2 separate regions of the Homo sapiens genome follow, and region 2 is linked to region 1. A link is a contact called in ENCODE Hi-C data. All regions are on one chromosome and are shown on one strand. Each heading gives the region's core, a stretch centred on a gene start or an enhancer-like site at or near the end of the contact. The rest is flanking DNA. Distances are from core to core; before and after follow the strand shown. Region 1 holds the start of HTR2B (5-hydroxytryptamine receptor 2B). Region 2 overlaps ARMC9 (armadillo repeat containing 9).

Region 1 (6,731 bases), core at 1,829-4,328:
GACTGAGAGGTAAAAAAGTGTTCTTGGCTGATATTTAAGCTGTCTTCCTAGACCTATAAAGAATATTAGACTGCCCTTTTCGGTCAAAGACAGAATCTGCTCAATAAATTAAAAAGACATCAGGGAGAAAATTCAATTGTCTTAGAAAAAAATGTGCCAATTAGGTTTTTTTGGTTATTACTGGATTAGAGGCTGAGTCTGACCTTGAAGTTACTTTAGTAAGAGTTACTTTATCTGAAGCTTTTGGGAAAGGAAATATTCTACACAAATGAAGCTTCCAGATATTAAAAACTTCACTCTACCATTAAGAATCATACTTTTATATTTCTTATTATTTGCATAGAAATATTTAATAAATTCATTTCACATTTATTTGCTGAATGAACATGATCTAGCCTTTTCTTAAGTACACAGAAGTCATCACTGTGCTATCCATCATTATGCCACATAAAATGTTGTCAAAGGGCGTGGGGTGCGGTGGCTCATGCCCGTAATCCCAGCACTTTGGGAGGCTGAGGCAGGCGATCACTTGAGGTCAAGAGTTCGAGACCATCCTGGTCAACATGGCGAAACCCCGTCTCTGCTAAAAATACAAAAATTAGCCAGGCGTGGTGGCAGGCGCCTGTAATCCCAGCTACTTGGGAGGCTGAGACAGGAGAATTGCTTGAACCTGGGAGGCAGAGGTTGCAGTGAGCTGAGATTGTGCCACTGCACTCCAGCCTGGGTGACAGAGGAAGGCTCTGTCTCAAAAAACAAAACAAAAACAAACACAAAAAAAGGTACAAGTCTCTACTTTGAGTAGACCTACATGTTTATACATTTAAATTCTTGTTTTTTTTTTTTTTGTTGTTGTTGTTGCTGTTTCAGTTGACCCTATTTGCTATTATCAAAGTGCTTGTCCACCTTTTAACTTGTTACTCAAATCTGGAGTAGGCAGGGAAACATGTTTATTAAAATTGTCTCACATGAATTTATCACTCAACATTCTTTTGTACTATCTACATCTACCACCATGTACAAATGTTATTTTCACTAAAGAAGGGGGAGAGGCAAAGTTTTGTGTGTGTGTATACGTCTGTGCGTGTGTGTGCGTGTATGTGTGTAAAGAGTAAAAAGATATGGAGTGGGGACTTAGAGGCTACTTTCTACTTAAAGTGCTTAGGGTTTTAGAGCACAGGTTTAGTTATTTGCTGAGACTCAACTATCCTTTTATATAATTATTTATTTATTATTATTTTGCTTTTTTCTTGATTCTCAGCTATGCTTCCCATAACTTGAGATTGCCAAATAAGTAGCTGTTCTAACTAGTTACGTTCCTTAGACATTAAACAGACTTAAAAAAGCAAAAATAAAAAAAATCAGAGTACCAATCTTACTTTTTATAAGTTGAGGCAAAAAATGAGTGAATGTGAGTGAAAGGATTAATACAGGCAAAATACAACAATGACTGCATTTTTATAATATACTTAATATTTAAAAAATTTTATCTATAAACAAATCAATAAAGGCTTATTTCATACAAGTCTTTTCACTGGATATAAAATGGTGCTGCTATTTTCAATCTGACATTACTTGTTTTGCAGATCCCTACCTGCCTTCATAAGCACAGATGTCAAAGTGTAACTCACAACTAAGCAGTATTTAAAAATAATTTCTTTTCCTCTTTTTTTTTTAATCTTGGAGACAAGATCTCATTCTGTCACCCCAAGCTGGAGCGCAGTGGTGTGATCTCAGCTCACTGCAGCCTCGACCTCCCCCAGGTTCATGCAATCCTCCTGCCTCAGGTCTCCCCTGACCCCTAACCCTCAACCCCTCCGCCGCCGCCCAGTAGCTGGGACTACGGGTGTGAACCACCACCCTTGGCTAATTTATGTGGTTTTTTTTGTAGAGATGGGGTTTTGCCATGTTGCCCAAGCTGGTCTCTTCTAGACTCAAGCAATCCACCTGTCTTGGTCTACCAAAGTGCTGGAATTACAGGAATGAGCCACCGCACCTTGCCTTAAAATATTTTCATATTCCTGAATAGAAATTCTGGTACATTAAAAAACATCTGATTTCTCTTGAATATTATTTCATCTAGAATTCTTCACAAGTATTTTTTCTAATATAGTAAATTTTGAGTTTTTAAAAAAGCAGCAAATACTGAATAAAATCTGAAGTGCTCAGCAGAGCTAAAATGAACTAAGTATTTTCCAATAACATTCAACATGAGCAAAGGAATACAAATTTGAAACAAGAAAAGGGCACAAATGTCATCACTGATTTATAAGTAATTAATTTTAAAATATGCATCTATAATGATCTTTTAAAAGGAAACCTTGAGAATGCTGAGGTTCTAATACTAAGCTAGTCTTATGGTTACAGAAAACTTAAATAGCATAACTATTAAGATTTAAACACCAATTTTCTGAAATAAGGCAAAAACGTATTTTCATTACTTGTATTTTCTCCAACGTAAAGTCTATGGGGAAAAAAAGCTGTGAACCACTCCTAAACCCAGAGATCATCTGTTTAAAAATAAGCAGTAAAAAAGTTTCTGCTAAAACCTATGTATACATGTAGAATTCAGGCCTTTCTGTGCTCTTCTATATAAGGTTGCAACCAGAGCAAATTAATGGTGTTCCACAGCAAAGGCACAAAAGCTAGATAAGAATCTTGTTTCACTGCTAGAAATCAGAACTGTAGAAATCACTATAGGCTTTTAAAACGGCAGAATCTTCAAAGAATGAAACCTCTAAAATAGCTAGATTATATCTTATTTTTTCTCAAATGTGAAAAACAGCTCAGGCTTAACCCCAAACAAAACTATCTGAAGCTAAAATGATCAAGTTTATTACAGTCCCCCCAAATATTAAAGAGAGCTCTTAAAAATATAACTTGAATAAGGGCCATGAACTGGTTCAACATGCTTAACAGTGGTTTTATGAATTACAATGAATGCTGCTACTCTCTAAAAATGAATGTATCAAAGAGGAAATAACCTCCTTGGCATGCTTGCAGCTATACAACGTATTTGTTTCACTGCTTTCAACCGCCTGTGCTGGAGGCTCAGAATAAGTCAATGGGAGGAGGATTTCAGTCACAGCAGCAAGCAAGTCTAGTGAACAGATAAGATGACATGCTCAGCAAAATAACAACGAAACCAGAGGTAAGCATTTAATAAACACATATGGAATTAATCTAAAGGTTTTTTTTTTTAATCTTCAAGAATTCTGCTATCATAATCTTTCATTTCTATTCAGCGGTTTAAAAATCAAAATGAAAAATTTACTAATGCTAAAGGAGAGTTTTTAAAAACGTGATTTGTACATTTGATGAACAAATAAATGGTCTAATCTTCCTTTTGGTTTCCCTTTCTTCTCAAGGCAACTGGGAAGGTTAAAAAAATAAACACTACTTAAAACAAAAAAAGAACTGGTTTGAATTTGGCAAATTTAGTGATTAAATTTAGAACACAATTGTTGCAAAGACATACCATGAGAGATGAAATTACTAAACACAATTATTTGGATCCTAGTAATACCTTTTTTTTTCCTTCTCTCAAACTAAAGGAAATCTAAAATGACATTTATATCAGTACTCACAAACCTGATAAGACAAAGCTAATTACATATAAGGATCCCTAGCTGGTAAAACATTTATTTAGACCCTTGTTGGGCTTTGAGTGTTTCTAGGTGGGTGGCCAGCGCATACTAAAAGTTCTATTCTGAACTATTGTGTTTCGACTTTTCTATTCTTCTGTAAGTAAAGGTAAAAAGACATTCAAGGGTCAGGAAACACCTAACTTTTTATTATAACCATTGAAAAAATTAATGTGTCTTCTGTTTCATTAACTGAGCAACATCAGAAATACAGTATATTTGGAGAATTGGCTGCATTGTCACAAATGCACAACAGACTTACTAAGAAGGGAAGGGCTATGAAGTTCAAGTGTTTTTACCACTTTCAGAAATGAATAAAATAATGCAGTCTATGTATTTTGTATCTAGGGGGAACTCTCTGGCATGCAAGTTCAAACACGACTCTACAACTACGGCAGAAAAAGAGAGAGAGAGAAACTAAAAATATATATATATCCTATTTTTTTCACAGCTATCAGTTTCTTTCACTGAGCTTTCCTAAATTTAAGCCTCTAGAAAATAATAAATACTTGGATATCTTACCTACAAACATGGACAGATGTGTGTATGCGCTCATTTTAGAGAACTTGAATTTTTTTTTTTAAAGGAAGGTGTCAACTTTGGCTTTTGAGTGTTTGGCATGGTTACAATGCCTTAAAAAAACAGATGAGCAGCTTAGCTACTAACCATGCTGACCACTGTTCGGAACGGGATTGAATCACAGAAAAACAGCAAATGGCTCTCTCTTACAGAGTGTCTGAACTTCAAAGCACAATTCCTGAGCACATTTTGCAGAGCACCTTTGTTCACGTTATCTCTTCTAACTGGTCTGGATTACAGACAGAATCAATACCAGAGGAAATGAAACAGATTGTTGAGGAACAGGGAAATAAACTGCACTGGGCAGCTCTTCTGATACTCATGGTGATAATACCCACAATTGGTGGAAATACCCTTGTTATTCTGGCTGTTTCACTGGAGAAGAAGCTGCAGTATGCTACTAATTACTTTCTAATGTCCTTGGCGGTGGCTGATTTGCTGGTTGGATTGTTTGTGATGCCAATTGCCCTCTTGACAATAATGTTTGGTAAGTATTTCACTTTGTTTGTGCCATCAAACCACAGAACTATGATATACTATTAGAGAATGGACACTCATTTAATCTTTACTTTTCTTGAAATAAAAGATGAACTTGGACTATTTAAAGATACGGCAAGTAAACAGTCCCTTGTTTTATATCATTCTCTATGGTTGATCAGCAGTTTTAAAGAGCAAAAAATATTTTTTGTAAACTATTTTTCTCCCTCCTAAGCTATCTAATAAAATCATTTAAAAAGTCATTCAAGTTAGTGATATTTATAGATTCTGAATATATTATCTATAAATTATAGTAAATAGGCCTATACTTTAACTTTTCTACACTGATACTTTTTTTCCTCAAAGCAATAACTAGGACACTTCCGGGACAGATATGCGCTGGGTTAACGATAAGGTCTTTGAATTACTAAATCCCAATTTAAATCACTAAACCCCAGTTTAAAATTGGAACTGTCCAAAAATTCTTATTATAGCTCTTAATAGTTTGTATATTATAAACTTGAACACAATTCCTACATATGTGTCATGTTAAGAAAAATTATGTTTAGTTGCTGAAGGAAATGGTTTGGCTCAGAGTGTCCAAAGAGATGATCTATCGATTCAATTTTTTTATGATATATGGGCATCTGTGTTCCTGATAGGCCTCTAAGTTGGTAAGTGGATTAAAACCTAGTTATTGCGATAATAAAAGGTATAGTTTGACACTGAAATCTTAGTTTGCTATAATAAAAAAAAGATATAAGTAGTTCCAGATTTCTGCATATCATCTCTAGTTATAAAATTTGGATAAACACAAATAATTCTGCTGATGAATTATGAGGGCTCCTAGACCCTTGGAATCAGCATTAAAAGGATATTTAACTTATTCAATGCTTGGTATAAACTGATATTCCATTCATAAACTGCCTAAGCAAAATGATTACTTGTGGCAGATATAGTTTCTTAGAATTATATTTACTTATATGAAGATAAAAATATTTTAAGTTACAGAAGTAAAATTTATTAAACTAGAATCCATATTAGAAGGTAAAAAACCCCTGCTATTCCAACTATTATACCCAGGTTTTACACATTACAATTTTATAAGTAATAACAGAAAGATATCTAAAACTATTATCAGATAGTAACAGGTTTACACCTTCCATTTTAAATCAACATTTACCTGGGCTTTAAAATAAATCAAGAAAATTATGTGGCAGGACAAGCAGTAATGAGTAAAGTTCTACTGCTTTAATTAGACTTTCTAATAATTAACAGTCTTTCTATCTCCCTGTTTTATAAATTTGTAATCTTTTAAATAATCTAATGCTGCATGAAACCATGAAAAATAATTAAGAAATCTTACTATAATAGAGAACATAACCCTAATTCTGAATAAAGCTTAAAAGAAAGTATTATGTAGAAATATATATGCATATTTGATAAATACTGTACAGGCATATGATTCTAGCTCTCATCTCCATGTGCATAATAGTAGCTTAAGATGTAAAATCATACTCTTCAAACTGTGCTTTGCTAGGCACACAGAAAATGTCAAAATGCTTATTTCAGACTACCATAAAATTTAATACGTCATTCAATACATGATATTGAAAGAATTATGCAGAAGTGAATTTTAGCTTTAAAATCTTTGAGTCCATAAATATCAAACATCTATTATATGCAAAGTACCATGGTAGATACTTAAATTATCAGCTAAATAGTTAAGGAATCTTAAAAGGCAAAGTACCATAGAATTAAAGTGAGCTAACAAACAAAATACAAAAACAGGTAACAAAGATTTACCTGTTTAATAGATTCCATGTATTCTATAGAAAAATAGGTATCCAGCAGCTGAAAACTTTAAGTGTATATTTAAAATGCTGGTACCCAACATATCCTTAGCAATACAAGTTAGCAGAAAACCCAACATATGTTAACATAAAATATGTGAAATGTCTTCATATTTATGTCTTAAATAATTGATAGACATTTTAATATTATTTCATTCTTCCAAATGTTTATTAACTTTAA
Region 2 (6,731 bases), core at 2,004-4,503, 180 kb before region 1:
TTCACTGTAAGATCAGGAACAAGCAAAAGATGCCTGCTCTCTCCACTTCTATTTGGCATTGTACTAGAGTCTCTAGCCAGCACAATCAGGCAAGGCAAGAAAATAAAGGATAGCTAGATTGAAAAGGAAGTAAAATGATCTCTATTCACAGATGACACAATCTTGTTATACAGAAAATCCTAAGGAATTCAAAACAAAACAAAACAAAACAAAACAACCCAAACAAACCCAAAACCCACAACAAACAAAAAACTCTTTGAGCTAATAAATTCAGTAAGGTTGTAGGATACAAGTTCAATATTCTAAAATCAATTGTATTTCTATACATTAGCACATCTGATTGTTAGGGAACAATCAGAAAATCAAATTAACAAAATGCAAAATAGATCAATAGATTTTAATTAACAAGATAAAAATGACTATTTACTTATTTATTTATTTTTTTGAGACGGAGTCTCGCTCCGTCACCCAGGCTGGAGTGCAGTGGTGTGATCTTGGCTCACTGCAATCTCCGCATCCCGGGTTCAGGCGATTCTCCCACCTCAGCCTCCAGAGTAGCTGAGATTACAGGCGCACACCACGATGCCCAGCTAATTTTTGTATTTTTGGTAGAGACAGGGTTTCACCATGTTGGCCAGGCTGGTCTCAAAACTCCTGACCTCAGGTGATCCACCCACCTGGGGCTCCGAAAGTGCTGAGATTACAGGCGTGAGCCACTGCACCCAGCCAATAAAAATGATATTTAAAATTGGTTTCTAATTCCACATTGCAACTAACTTTTAATAAACTATTACCTGTCTGGTTTTAAAGTAATATTGAGCAAAAATATCTATCTGAAAAGGCTTTGAAAATACTTCACCCCTTTCCAAGTACACAGGTGTGTGAGGCTAGATTTTCTTTATGTCCTTCAATCAAAACAACATATGACAACAGATACAGCCCAGATCAAACTGTGTTTTTCTGATCCAGACATTAAAGAGATTGGCAAAAAAAAAAAAAAAAAAAAAAAAACAAACCCACAATGCTACACTTTTTCATAAAATTTTGTTTTGAAAAATAATTCTTTTTCATAAGAATATCTTATTTATATTAATGTAATGGATTTACTATTGCCATTTTAAGTTATTTAATATTTTAATATTTAACATTTTATCATATTTAAGTTCTCATTTAAAAAATTTTGATAGACAAAATACTCATTAACTCTTCAGAATCTTCAGTAATTTTTAAGAATGTAAATGGCTCCTGAAACCAAAAATTGGAGAATGGTTACTTCAAACCTTATATAAACATATATGTTTTTCTTTCCTATGCATAACATATTTAATGACTACAACTTAGATGAAAAAATTAAAATCTTAAAAGAAAACCTAGGAGACTACATGTAAAATTTAGGGTTAGGGAAGACCTTAACCAGGACAGGAGACCCAGGAACTATAAAATAAAAGCGAATATATTTAACTTTTTTTTTTTGAGATGGAGTCTTGCTCTGCCCAGGCTGGAGTGCAGCGGCGTGATGTTGGATCACTGCAACCTCCACCTCCCGGGTTCAAATGATTCTTGCGCCTCAGACTACCGAGTAGCTTGGATTACAGGTGTGCACCACCACGCCCAGCTGATTTTTGTATTTTTAGTAGAGACAGGGTTTCACCATGTTGGCCAGGGTGGTCTTGAACTCCTGGCCTCAGGTGATGTGCCTGTTTTGGCCTCTCAAATTGCTGGGATTCAGGCGTGAGCCACCACATCCCGCCTCAATCTTTAACTTAAAAAAAATTTTAAAAAAGATTTGTGGCAAAAGAGATTAGAAAAAATATATCTTTAAAACATTTGTAATGATGGTGAAAAGGGTTTGGAAAGAAGCACAACTGAAAAAAACAGAAAGGATATGAAATTGGAAATGTACAATGTAGCAAATCCAAATCCAGATTGGCAAAAACATTAAAAAAAAATAGAGTAACAGCACCTATTGCTAGTGGAGATGGAGGGAAGAGGCTCCTTCATGTTCTCCTAGTGAAATCTGAATTATTAACAGCCTTTGAAAAGAGCAATCTGGAAAAATCTATTATTAAAAAAATACTTTTTCATCCAGCAGCAAGAGCCCATATAAATAAAAGCCCTGGTAAATAAGGATATTTTTACAAAGATTTTACTACAGCATTGTTTGAAATAGCAAAAAATCTAGAAAATTATACATTCATAGCATTAAAAAGTATCAACTTGCTACACTGCCTAACTCAGAAGGACTTTCAAGAAACATTAACAAGAGAAAAAGGCAACATGGTGTAGAAGTATGTGTATTTCTATCTCTATGTTATCTCATTTTGAAAAACAAATACTGACAAAAGTATATATGGATCTGTGTGTAGTACATACCTCCGTGTACTCTGTGTGTGCATCTTTTAAGTATGAAAGCGCATGCACACACTAGATCACTAACATGGGTTTCTTGGGGGGGTTGATGTGAGTGCAGTGGAGAGGCAAAGGATAAAGCTTATGCTTGTGCTGTCTCCCCCAGAGGATGCCACCCCTGCTGGCCACACCCTTCCCTTCCTCAACTCATCTCACTTCCTCTTTACCCCACGCCAGCCATCTCCCAGTATTCCTGGAGTACTTGGAATTTCTGTGGCACTTCCTGTGTCTATCACCTTTATGAATCTGTGATCACATATTTATTTTCTGTTATTTGCTATTTTGCATTCATGTATGTCTCACAAGAAGGTAATATAGGGCAGTGGTTAGGAGCATGGACCACTGAGTCAGACCACCTGGATTTGAATCCCAGCCCCATCACAGTTACTTATTAGCTGTGTGAACTTGGCAAGTGACCTATTTTCTCTCTGTCTCTTCATCTGTGAAATGTGAATAAAAATAGCACCTACCACAGGGCTGCTAAGAAGAGGAGATGACTGAACACCCATAAGGCGCCTAGAACAGTGCCTGGCACCCGGCACTGCCAGCAGGCGGGAGCTGCTGTTGTCAGAATCACTGTGATCTTCCCTATCTAGGCTGGAAATTCTTGGAGGTATTTTAAACCACAGATACTCTTTTAGATTTCTTTTGCATCCCTTCCCCATTAGTTCCTACAATAGTGTTATTTCGAGGCCCTCAAATATTTGTTGAGTAAATATATGAGCAACTCTTAGATCTGAGCACTTTGTATAGAAGGAAATTGCTGAGCATACGATTGGCACTTACATGGCAACCAGCAAGTAAATGTCCACGGCTGACCTCACCTGGCACTTAAACCTATTTTGTCAAGAGGCGAGAATATTTGTCTTAAAATCAGTCTTCTAGAATAGCACAGGAAGGTCTTGCATTTCTACTTAAGGAAGCCATACAAGGAAACTGGCTGTGATATATAGTAAGGAAACCTGAGTCACTGGGGGTGAGAACAACGGAACCAGGCTCCTAAGCTTAGTGATTTACCAACAGCCCTTTTGTAACATATTACGTCTGTTTCATATAAAATAAATGCATCAGGTAACACATTTCTCTGAAGTGCTAAATGAGATGCATTTGAATCCTTAAATAACAGCTGTCATTGTCCATTCCCTGGGGTGTATTGTCCAAGCTGATCTAATGATGGTTTTGTTTCTCTGGAGGTTTAAATGGGTCTGGGGCTTTGTGGGCCAAGAAAGTATAAGTGGTTTAGAAAACAATGAAAACACCCATATTTTCAATGCCATCCTGTAGACTCTTCCTGCCTTGAATGTTCCAGCTCTCCCTCTCGGCTGGAGCTACTCCATCAGCATTTTAACATGCTCAGGTTTCTCTCATCTTAAAACAAACAAAAATGCCCCCTTCAGCCACTATTGCTCTTCTGTGCACAGCCAGACTGGGCGAGGAGCAGCATACACTTCTTAAGCCATTTTCTCACTTCCCACCTGGCCCTCAATCCATTCATTTCGCTTTTGCTCCATCAACCCACAAAAATGCACAGCAACTGACTTCCACGCCACTAAACCCCGTGTCCTAGTCTCACTTCTCTCTCTTGAGGAGCCTCAGGGCCTCTCTGCATTTTTCACCCAAACTTCCTTATTCCTATTCCCCCCTTGCAGTTTATAATGTCAGCAAAGAGGGCGTACATGTCCACACCTTTCCGCTACATAGGCACATACATAATCCATAGCCCTGTGTCTTTATACATTTGCTTTTTCCGAAATTATTGGTCAAATTACTTTATGATTTCCTTTTTCTATTTGACATTATATCCTAGACAGTCTATAAATCAGAAGATGCATTTCTAGCTCTACCTTTATTTTTTTTAAAATTTTAGTATATAAACGTATGTATATTCAGACATAACTTTGTTAGGTTAGCACATTAGATCAAGTCATTATAAATTACAGAGAAAAACGAGACTTTGCATCAGGGGTTCTCTTGAGAGTTTCCAGTGAAGCAGGGATAGCAGTGGTGGAAGTTGTGAGCGCACAGATTTCAGCTCAATGTGATTTAGAGTGAGCATAATTTACCCTGGTCTCAGGCCCCATCCCACTACAGCCCCCCACTTTTTTTGAGATGGGGTCTTGCTTTGTTGCCTAGGCTGGAGTGCACTGGCAGGATCTTAGCTCACTGCAGCCTCCGCCTCCCAGGTTCAGGTGATTCTCGTGCCTCAGCTTCCCTAGTAGCTGGGATTACAGGCGCACGCCACCATGAACCAGCTAATTTTTGTATTTTTAGTAGAGATGGGGTTTCACCATGTGGGCCAGGCTGGTCTCAAGTGATCCGCCCACCTCGGCCTCCCAAAGTGTTGAGATTGCAGGTGTGAGCCACCGTGCCTGGCCCCATTAGAACCATTTTATCTTTAGAGTTGCTAAGCAGCTAACTGAAAACAGTGGTTTCATTTTTCTGTGTTTTGGGTCTAAATATTAAATGAAAGAACATTTACACTGCTAAGCAAGATAAGGTATGACTCCAACACCTTGCAAATAATTTTGCTGTCTCCTTCAGAGCTGTCACCTTGGGAAGTGATAACCACATTCCAACAACAGTGCTACTTCTCAAAGGATTCTTAGAAATTTTCTTTAGCCTAAGATCTGTCACTCTCTTTTTTCCCTCCAACTTTGAAAGACAGTTATAAACGTAATGCTAGCCTCCGGTGAAAGCTGAGTAAAATCCAGGCAAGACCGGCTGTGCCCGGACTGCCCCGGCTGGCACCGGTGATGCGCAGTGAGGCTTACCTGGGAGAAGGAGCCCCCATCTGCTGCCCGGGGTTCATCACAGAGTCCCATTTGGCCCAAATGACAGATCTTTTCCTTATAATTTTCCAACTAAACCTCTTCTAGAAATCTTCTGAAAATTCTAGTTATCACAAGTATTTTCAAACATCAACCTCTTAAAAGAGTAGCAAAAGTCCAGAAAATTATAAGACTTCTGTATTTGTTCATTTACAGTAGACAATTGCTTTCAGAATGAAATTTCCAGAAATTGAGTTCTCATCATTAACTAGAACAGTTGAACAAAATGAATTTTCCCTTATAAGATAAAAACAGGATTTATAGCAAAAACAAAGCAAAATGAAAAACCAAAGCAAACCGAAAAACCCAAAGGGATGATACAAGAAGGGAAGAAAACAGATCTCGAGACAAACTTTAGGACACAATGAAAAAAAGTTGTTAAAAACAAATAATTAAATATTAATTTAAACTATCATTTAGAATGATATTGAAGGGCCAGGCACAAAGGTGGTGACTCATTATAATCAAGAGAAGGCTGCCCAAGTCCGGGAACTGCCTAGGGGCTGGCAAACAATGGCCCACGAGTCAGGTGCCTGCTTTCCTATGCTCGCCAGCTAAGAATGATTTTTGTGTTTTTAAGTATTTGAAAGAATATTTAATGACATGCAAAAATTGTATGAAATTCAAATTTTTAGCGTCCATAAATAGTTTTACAGGAACACAGCCACGTTCAGCCACTTATGTACTGCTGACAGCCACCGTGTTACAATGGCAGAATTGAGTGGTTGGAACAGAGACTGTGTGGCCTGCAAGCCCTAAAATAGTTCCTATCTTTTCCTTTACACAAAGTGTCTGCCGACTCCTGTTCTAAACCCAATTTTACCACCATCAACTCTCTGTGTGAGCTCAAGCTGGTGTTTTTCCCTCTGCCTCCACCTTTGTAAACAAAGGGGCCTGGAGAAGATGATAGGGGCCAGGACCCCTATCTGGAGGTCAAGCTCTGCACTGCTGGACAAGGCAGGAAGAGCCAGCAGGAGCACGTACCCGCTGATGCCACCTGCAGCCTGTGAAGAAAACGGCAGCCACAGAGGCCGCCTGCTGAGGAAGCATCTCCCAGCAGATCTTAGCAGATCCTCTCTGGCAGGGGCTCTTAAATACCTCTTTCCCAACTGATGCCATCAGTGATCAAAAACCTGGCTTTTACACATTTTACAAGCTGATAGGCCACGACTCCAAACAAAAAAACATCCTCTGACATCCACTTTTTCAGTGAATGCTCCCCCCAAAATAGATGAAAATGTTCCAGCATTCACTGCAGGAGTAACTGCTCCCTGCAAATGAAGGCAGGCAAATCAAGGATGACCAGAGGGGACAACAGGTCTTTTCTTCCTAGGTATCTGAAGGAAAACCATGTAAAATCTTGTCATCTGAAAATCCAACTACAGTCCCTGAGTCACCATTCTTTACATCATTTCAGAGACTCGCATACATTAACTTCTAAACCTTCATGCTCTAAAACACCAGGCAAGTAGATTTTTCACAGCTGAGGAAACA

Evidence for each region. Hi-C counts contacts between places; a loop is a spot of excess contacts on that map.
Region 2: a map with no recorded cell type shows a loop between it and region 1 (2.2-fold over the local background). The contact joins the enhancer-like site here to the promoter of HTR2B in region 1. A Hi-C loop is called at or near these places in 2 of 37 single-sample maps with no recorded cell type.

The regions. Positions count from the first base shown.
Region 1 is chr2:231,121,389-231,128,119 of GRCh38, reverse strand. HTR2B (5-hydroxytryptamine receptor 2B) reads left to right here and starts at 3,078. Exons shown (of 4, transcript NM_000867.5): 1 at 3,078-3,148; 2 at 3,990-4,707. The coding sequence starts at 4,356. The region is part of intron 16 of PSMD1 (proteasome 26S subunit, non-ATPase 1); the gene reads right to left.
Region 2 is chr2:231,296,718-231,303,448 of GRCh38, reverse strand. All of the region lies in intron 19 of ARMC9 (armadillo repeat containing 9), which reads right to left. Among named protein-coding and RNA genes, the nearest start is that of MIR4777, 63 kb to the left of the region's middle. Within about 2 kb of position 3,253, at least 8 of the 41 ENCODE cell types and tissues checked have a DNase peak (open chromatin) inside an H3K27ac peak, as active enhancers do.